2 separate regions of the Homo sapiens genome follow, and region 1 is linked to region 2. Evidence: chromatin contacts called from ENCODE Hi-C or POLR2A ChIA-PET data. All regions are on one chromosome and are shown on one strand. Each heading gives the region's core, a stretch centred on a gene start or an enhancer-like site at or near the end of the contact. The rest is flanking DNA. Distances are from core to core; before and after follow the strand shown.

Evidence for each region. A loop is a pair of places that touch in the nucleus more often than their neighbours do. ChIA-PET counts read pairs that join two places held with the same protein, here RNA polymerase II (POLR2A). Pooled maps may share reads with other maps.
Region 1: a map of ascending aorta shows a loop between it and region 2 (2.0-fold over the local background). The contact joins two enhancer-like sites. A Hi-C loop is called at or near these places in 5 of 168 maps with a recorded cell type or tissue (aorta, ascending aorta, endothelial cell of hepatic sinusoid and 2 more) and 4 of 50 pooled maps. POLR2A ChIA-PET finds 5 or more read pairs at or near these places in 3 of 52 experiments (AG04450, Panc1 and common myeloid progenitor, CD34-positive).

Annotation. Positions count from the first base shown.
Region 1 is chr11:2,824,777-2,828,387 of GRCh38, forward strand. The region is part of intron 15 of KCNQ1 (potassium voltage-gated channel subfamily Q member 1); the gene reads left to right. Among named protein-coding and RNA genes, the nearest start is that of KCNQ1-AS1, 35 kb to the right of the region's middle. RefSeq lists an enhancer at 2,789-3,611. Within about 2 kb of position 1,660, at least 27 of the 41 ENCODE cell types and tissues checked have a DNase peak (open chromatin) inside an H3K27ac peak, as active enhancers do; they include ascending aorta and heart right ventricle, where a contact is called at or near this core.
Region 2 is chr11:2,790,161-2,793,624 of GRCh38, forward strand. The region is part of intron 15 of KCNQ1 (potassium voltage-gated channel subfamily Q member 1); the gene reads left to right. Among named protein-coding and RNA genes, the nearest start is that of KCNQ1-AS1, 70 kb to the right of the region's middle. Within about 2 kb of position 1,816, at least 10 of the 41 ENCODE cell types and tissues checked have a DNase peak (open chromatin) inside an H3K27ac peak, as active enhancers do; they include ascending aorta and heart right ventricle, where a contact is called at or near this core.

The DNA of each region.
Region 1 (3,611 bases), core at 410-2,909, 34 kb after region 2:
CTGGGTTCCACACCACAGAGCCATAGAATTCTGTACTTGGCCTGTCTCAGTGCCGTGCCGCATCCATCCTGCCCCTGGCACCGGAGGGTACACTGATCAGGGACACGAGTTCCCCTGCCGGGCACAGAGCAGGTTCCCAGTGAGTTCTGGGGCCTCAGTGACTGGGCAAGGACAGGGGCGTTTGGACAGGGGAGGCCGGGTGTGGATGGAAGCTGTACGATGGGGCCTGGGCCAGGGATTGTGGGCCAGCTCCGAGCTCAGACATTGGTCTGCACATGTGGCTGGTGCAGGAGGCGCAGTGTGCTGGGCCTCAGCCTGGACACGGCTGTCCCATGCGCAGAGACAGGGTCACGGTGGAAAGAGAGTCCAGAGAACATGGGAGGTGCCGTTTCCCTGCGGCGGGACTGGGGCTGGGGCCCGGCTTCCCCGACCCTGCTGTCGGGCGTGTGCCTTCATAGCCCAGGAAGCCAGTTCCTGGCAGGGTGGGCTCTGCAGCCAGGCCGCCAGGGTGCAGACCCAGACCAATGGGAGGCCAAGGGAGGCCCGCAGCCCAGACCTTCCGAGCCCTCAGCCTGCTCAGCTCAGTGTCCTTCCAGGGAAATGGGCGTTTCCTGTGGGAAGGTGCCAGGGGCCCCGGGTGCTGGAAGAGCAAGCACCACGCGGGGGGGTAGGGGCGCCCCAGCCCTCTACTGGCCAGTGTCCCTCCAGTCGTCCAGCCCTTGCTGCCAGGGGCCCCGCCCATGTGCCTGGAATCACACCCTGGACGCTTCCTTCTTTGGGTTAGATGTCGTCGTCTTCAACAAATATTTTCTGAATGTCTGCTATGTACTAGACTCTGGGAACACAGGGGAAAGTATGTGGACCTGCCCATGAGGAAGTCAGTACAGTGGGGCCATGAACAATAAACAGACAATTAATTATCCTTCGCGGAGCTGCGCGGGGGCAGCTCTCCCAAAGCAGTCAGTCATTCACACTTCAGTATGAATGAGTCTCCGGGTACTTTGCTCAGTAACGGACTGGACCAGCGCGGCCTCCACGCCAGGGACTGGGGCAAGGGTGGAGTTTGGAGTAAAGAGAGAGGCAGGGCAACCCCTTTCCACAGACACTTTACCACCTCCCCACATTGACAAGCTGGCTCCCCAGGGCCACCCGGAGCCCCTTCCTCAGATCCTGTCCCCATTGGCATGGTCTCAGCCCCTCCTGCCCCAGTACCCTCTCCCCGAGGCCTCGTCCTCCCCGCCATCCTGGAAACGATTTTGTTGTCTGCAGAGATTATGTGTAACTGCCTGTGAGTTATAAGCCTCCACAGCAAGCAGCCTGTTACCTAACCAGGCCTGGCTCATGCCAATGTCTTGAGTAATTATTGGGGGGCGGGGGCTGTCCAGCCCGCAGCAGAACCTCTCCGAGGGAGTGCTATTGTTTTTCATGTCAGCTGCATTTTAAGGCTACATTTCACGTCAGCTGTGACTTGGAAGGAAAGAGGGCCCGGCCTTTGAAAAATGAAGAAATTGAGCCGGGGTTGGGGGCGGGGAGGGCAGGTTAACCCTTCGGGCTCCAGTATTCCCCAGCTTCCCAGGGTCTCCTGGCAGTAACCAGGCCAGCTGGGGGTCAGAACCCGCGGCCAGGCCCAGCAGCCGCCTCTTGGCAGCGCTGATGGAAACCGCCGTGCGGTTCCGCGCAGACAGTCACGGAAACTCAGGCAGACCCGGCGTTGGGTGCGCCAGGCCGGTGTGGGAGCACTTTCCCCCGCCCCCTCCTGCTGCTGCTTCCCCGAAGGCCTCCCCAGCAGACCTGCAGCTGGGCACCCACAGGGTAGAAATGCCCTGGATTGGCTGTGGCACAAGAGGGCTGGCCCAGCACACCCAGCCCACCACTGTGCTCCCAGAGGGAGAACAGAGAGGGGTGCAGAGGGCCAGAGAGGCACGGGGCTCCCCTGGGCACCCCTCGTCTTGGGGCCCCTGCCCTGCCTCCACTCAGAATCCCACTATGTGCTTGGAGCCATGCTGGGTGCTGGGGAGACACACTAACCACTTCCCCATATGCTCACAGCCAGAGAGACACACAGGCCAGCAGCCTGTAAACCACTGGGTGTGGGGTGTCTGGTCCTGGAGTGACAAGGACAGGGAGGAAGAAAGCCAGGCAGGTGGCCCATGAGCCGTGGAGTAGGTGGGGAAGGGGACATCTCCAAGGAGGTGACATCGGAGCAGTCCTCTAAGGAGTTTGGAGTCATTTTCAGTCACTCACAAGCCACAGGAGGGCTTCAGCCTGAAGCTCAGAGGTGATGTGCTTAGATGTCACAGAGCCGGGAGGGGAACAGGCTGGGCTGCAGAGAGGAGGCCAGGCACAGTCACCTCGTGTTGCTGTCCCCCAGGTAGGAGATAAGGGACCAGAGTCAGGGCAGGTGGGAGAAGGGGAGGTTCTTGGTTCAGCTGCTGCTGAGACAGTGACCCTGGGGACAGCCCAAATAAGAGAGAACTTTGCCACCCGCAGGGTCCCAGAGTAGCAGAAGCTTCAGGGCTGATGTGTGCCTGGTGAATCAGCCTGGCCCCAGACCTCCTCTCTCTGCTTGCTTTCCTGTCCACAATCCAGTGCTTCTGTCCTATGGTCCCCAGCGGCTGCTCCTGCATTCACCATCACATCTGCATTCCAGCAGCAGGAGGGAGGTAAAAGACATGAAGGACAGGCCCCACTCCTGTAAAACCCTACACAGAAGCGGCCCACGTCATCCCCCTTTCTGTCCACCCGCCGGAATGTGACGCACGCCTGAGTCGCTGCAAGGGCCCCTGGGGACGGAGTCTCTATTCCAGGCAGGCAAACACTCAGCTTAATTCAGGGTTCTGTTGATTAAAAAAAAAAAGTGGGGTCGGGGGGGCGGGGGAGAGCGGCTATGGAGACAAGTGGCTGTTTTGCCAGAGGGAAAATTCCACATGTGGCTTGGAGGCCAGACCAGAAGGACTCAGATAGGAGTTGGGCGCTTGAGGGAGGAAATGGGGGTACACTTCAGCGGCTCAGGCCAGGGTGTAAGTAGCAGGTATGTGGTGGTACTGTTTTCCGGAATGAAGAGGAAGGGGCGGGCAGAAGGCAGCGAGAGCTTTGTTTGGGGTGTGTCGAATTCAAGATGCCTCTGAGACATGGAAGTGGTGAGGTCAGGGGCCGGGAACCCTATGGTGGTGTTGGCCCTGAGTCCAAGCCAGGCACCACCGGGCACATAGAGGTCTTGAAAGCTCGAATGTGGGGAGGCCAGCAACAGAGGGAACACTACCTGCAAAGGGGCGAGGGCAGGACAAAGGCTGGCAGCACCACACAGGAGCCAGCAGGGAAGGGGCCACAGCCGGGACTCAGAGGAGGCAGCCACGTGCAGAAAGGCACCCATGGGAACATGGCTCCTGGGAGCTGGAGGACCTCAGCAGGCAGGGACTAGCACCCAAGAAGAAAACTCTGAGAAGTCAGGACAGGAGATGGTGTCGTCAGGGGGCTGCTGGAAGGTTTGGTGACCGGAGCAGCAGGTGCCAGAGCTGAAAGCACTGGTTAAACGTGATGGGTAAACACATGTCTATTTCAGCTTCTTTGAATCCCACTAAGGTGACAGTAAAGGCATGAAAAACATGGAA
Region 2 (3,464 bases), core at 566-3,065:
TAACTGCCACTGGGTGATGGGACCGTGGAGAGTGCCCAGCTCAGAGGAGAAGCCTGTCTGATGTGGCTCCCGTCCTCCTCTGCTGGGGTTGTCTACACTGTCCCCACTCGGTGACACCAGGAGCTGGCATTGCCTCTGGTTCTACTGCTCTGGACAGCCCTGGCAGCAGTGCCCTAGCCTGGCCCAGCACCTACTGAGACAGCCGGGCCAAGCCCCATCCTGCAGGTGCAGTCTCACTTTGTCACTCTTGGTTACCCATGGGACCCTGAACCCCATAGGAGGGGCTCATCACTCAGGGTCCTCATCCAGGTGTGGCCCATCCACACCCAGCATCCAGCTGTGCACACAGGGCCACACACAGACCCCTTTCCCATCCCCCCTTCCCATCCCACACAGGGCAAAAGCCTGACCTCCTCTCACGCCTTTGGAGCCAGTGGCTGGGGTGCAAGCTCTGCCCCCTACACGCGATGGCTGTGAGACTCGGCGAGTCACGTGGGCTCTCAGCGCCTCAGCCTCCTGGCCCCCAGTGGAGGGGACAGGCACCATTATGCCGATCGCTCGCGTGCAAAGGCCCTGTGGCGTGGGCAGTGTCACAAGCTCCTGGCCCAGGAGGCCTGCTTGGCTGATGGCAGAGCTCAGAGGGTGTGAGCATGAGGATGGCATCAGGGGTCTCTCTGCAAGTTCAAGTTCCGCCTCAACCCTACTACGTGGCCCTGGCCAGGCCTCCTGAATCCAGGTCTTGCTTTCCCCAGCTATCCAGCGGCTTCCTGCTTCTCTTACCCTCAGCAATCCCCCAAGAACTGTTCTTTTCCCCACACTAGCGTCTCTCTTTCTTGGGGTGTTTCTCTCTTAGCCTGCCTGTGGGGGACAGTTGCCACCCTCAAGCCTCTCCTGAATGACTCTATTTATAGGCCTCCAATATTGGCCAGAGAGGAAATTTAAGTCTTTTTAAAAATTCAGCTCAAGTGTGTGTCAACTTCTGTGAGTGCAACTGCTTCAGAGAGAGGCTGGGATAGGACAGCAGGCGGCAGGGGCGTGTCAGGTGCCCGAGCAGGACGGTGGCCGGAGCCCGCAGCGGCCGAGCCCTCACTGGGCACCGTGTGCGGATCTATAATCGACAGCATCAATTGCGGGAGTCCGGCTGGGCTGGCCGCCTGCAGGGGCCAGGGCGTGAGGGCGGTGCGGAGCCTTGTCTGTGCGGCAAACCCTGCCTGGCTGCCCTGGCCAACCTCAGAAAAACATGTATTTTGGTCAAAATGGGCCCCTTTTCAAACTTGTCACCCCGTGGGTCAGGGCACAGCCTGCCCCCAGCCGGTTCTGCATATTAAGCAGTGGCTTGGTCACCATCAAAAATAGATGTCCCGACCCGAGCCTCCCCTCCCTCCCGGGGAGGGGACCTGGCCGTGCCGGCTGGGCTGGGAAACCGCGGGCGGGGAAGGAAGGACGGGGCGAACCGGCGGCACAGGCCCAGCACGTCCCGGGCCCTCCCCGTCAGGTGTGGACCCCGAGGTTGTGCGGGGGCTTGGCGGCAGCTGCGGGTGGGGGTGGGGGGCCCGGGCCTCCCGGGCTCGGGTTCTGGCCCCAGGTCAGAGGTGGCGCTGGCGGCAGGTGGATGCCCAGGTCCTCGCCGCGCCGCTCCGGGCGGTGGGACCGGCTTCCTGCCCTGGCTCCGAGCCCGCAGGTGGGGGCTTCCGCCTCACTTTGGACGGTGGCGTCCACAAAATGGCTGACGCGGCGCACGGCCGTCCCTGCACGGAGCCGGTGTTTACTTTGCCGCGCGAACAGCCTTTCGTTGCCCGGGTTCCGAGTGCTCCAGAGGCAGATGGAAATTTTTGTGGATTAAACACGGGGCCGAGGCGCGCTGGGCTGTTTGGGTTGGCAACCTGAGCCCTCCCCACCCCGTTCCGCGTCCGCTGCTTCCCGCCCTGGTCCGGCGCTTCCATTCATGCCTTCCCGGGTCCCTCCGCCACCCCTGCAGGCCCGGCGTCCCCTCCCGCACTCCCGCGGCCTCCAGGGGGTGGCCCTGCAGGCCCAGAGCAGCGTGGGCCTGAACCCCTCTCCACGTGTGGAAGACGCTGCAGCAATAGGAAGGGGCTGCTCCTTTGAGGGCCCTTCTCAAACCTGGAGCCCCTCTGGCCGCCAGATCTTTGTCTGTGAAACAGCAGCCAGTGTGTGGACCAGGCAGGAGTGGATGGGGTGTGTGCCCACAAGTCCAGCACCCAGAAAACCCCCAGCACACGGTCCCTTTTACAGTGGCCTCTGCTCTCAGGAAGGTGGAAAGCGCCAGGTGGATAGGAGGGACGGGGCCGTGACCCCTCCCTCTGCCCAAGAGAAACTCTCTCCCTCAGGTCAGACCCAGGCCTTTCAAGAAGAGGTTGCAGGGTGTGCGGGCTGCCAGGAAAAGGTCTGTGCGGGTGAGGGAGCGCATCCTATGGATATCTAGAGGAAGAGCGTTCTGGGCGGAGGGCACAGCGGTTGTGGGGTGCGGGCTGAGGCAGTGCCTGGACCACCTTGGCAACAGCAGGAGGCACTGGCCAGAGCCACGGACAAGGGGGAGCCTGGGGGCGCAGACCACCCTGTGAGGCCTCAATTAGAGGAGATGGGGGCTTGGGGCCCCGGAGGGCTGAGATCCAGCTCATGGCTTTGGCAGCATTGTTCTTGCACGTTCAGGATTAGCCGAGTAAGGTGAGCCTGACAGCGGGGCCAGCACGCAGCCCCCTGCCCCTCGCCCCCTCCCTGCCCCCAGTCCCCCACATAGGTGTCAAAGTGCACAGCACCCCCTCTCTTCCCCGCCCCCCGGGAGCCGCAGGTCAGGCACACAAGAGCCATCTGTGTGGGCGGCAAGGTGGCTGCCTGTCTGCTGCCCGCAAAGGGATGCTTGTCCAGCAGGGTGAACACCCCGTCAGGGCAGGAGCTGCTGAGGAGATGCTGATGCCTGGGTGACTCATGCTACCTGGCCACCCATCCTCGCTGGGCTACAAATGGGTTCAGCCTCATGGGCATCAGGCAGGGCCCGCCTGGGTGCACCCGACAAACACAAGGGCTCTTGTTCTAAGGCTCTGTGATAGCCCCTCTTACTGAGAGGGACCATATCCAATAACGGGTGGAAATTGCACTAGCAGGGTCATGTGAGGGCTCCGAGCTTTCTCCAGAACCCAGGAATATCCTCAAAACTGAGGCTGGGCACAGTGGCTCACACCTGTAATCCCAGCTCTTTAGGAGGCCAAGACGGGGGGATGGCTTGAGGCCAGGAGTTCACGACCACCCTGGGCAACATAGCGAGACCCTGTCTCTATGAAAATAAAAATAAAAAATTAGCCAAGCGTGATGGTGTGTGCCTGTGGTCCCGGCTGCTCAGCAGGCTGAGTTAGAAGAATCGCTTGAGCCCAGGAGTTCAAGGCTGCAGTGAGCCATGATCACACCACTGCACTCTAGCCTGGGCAACACAGTGAGATCCTATCTCT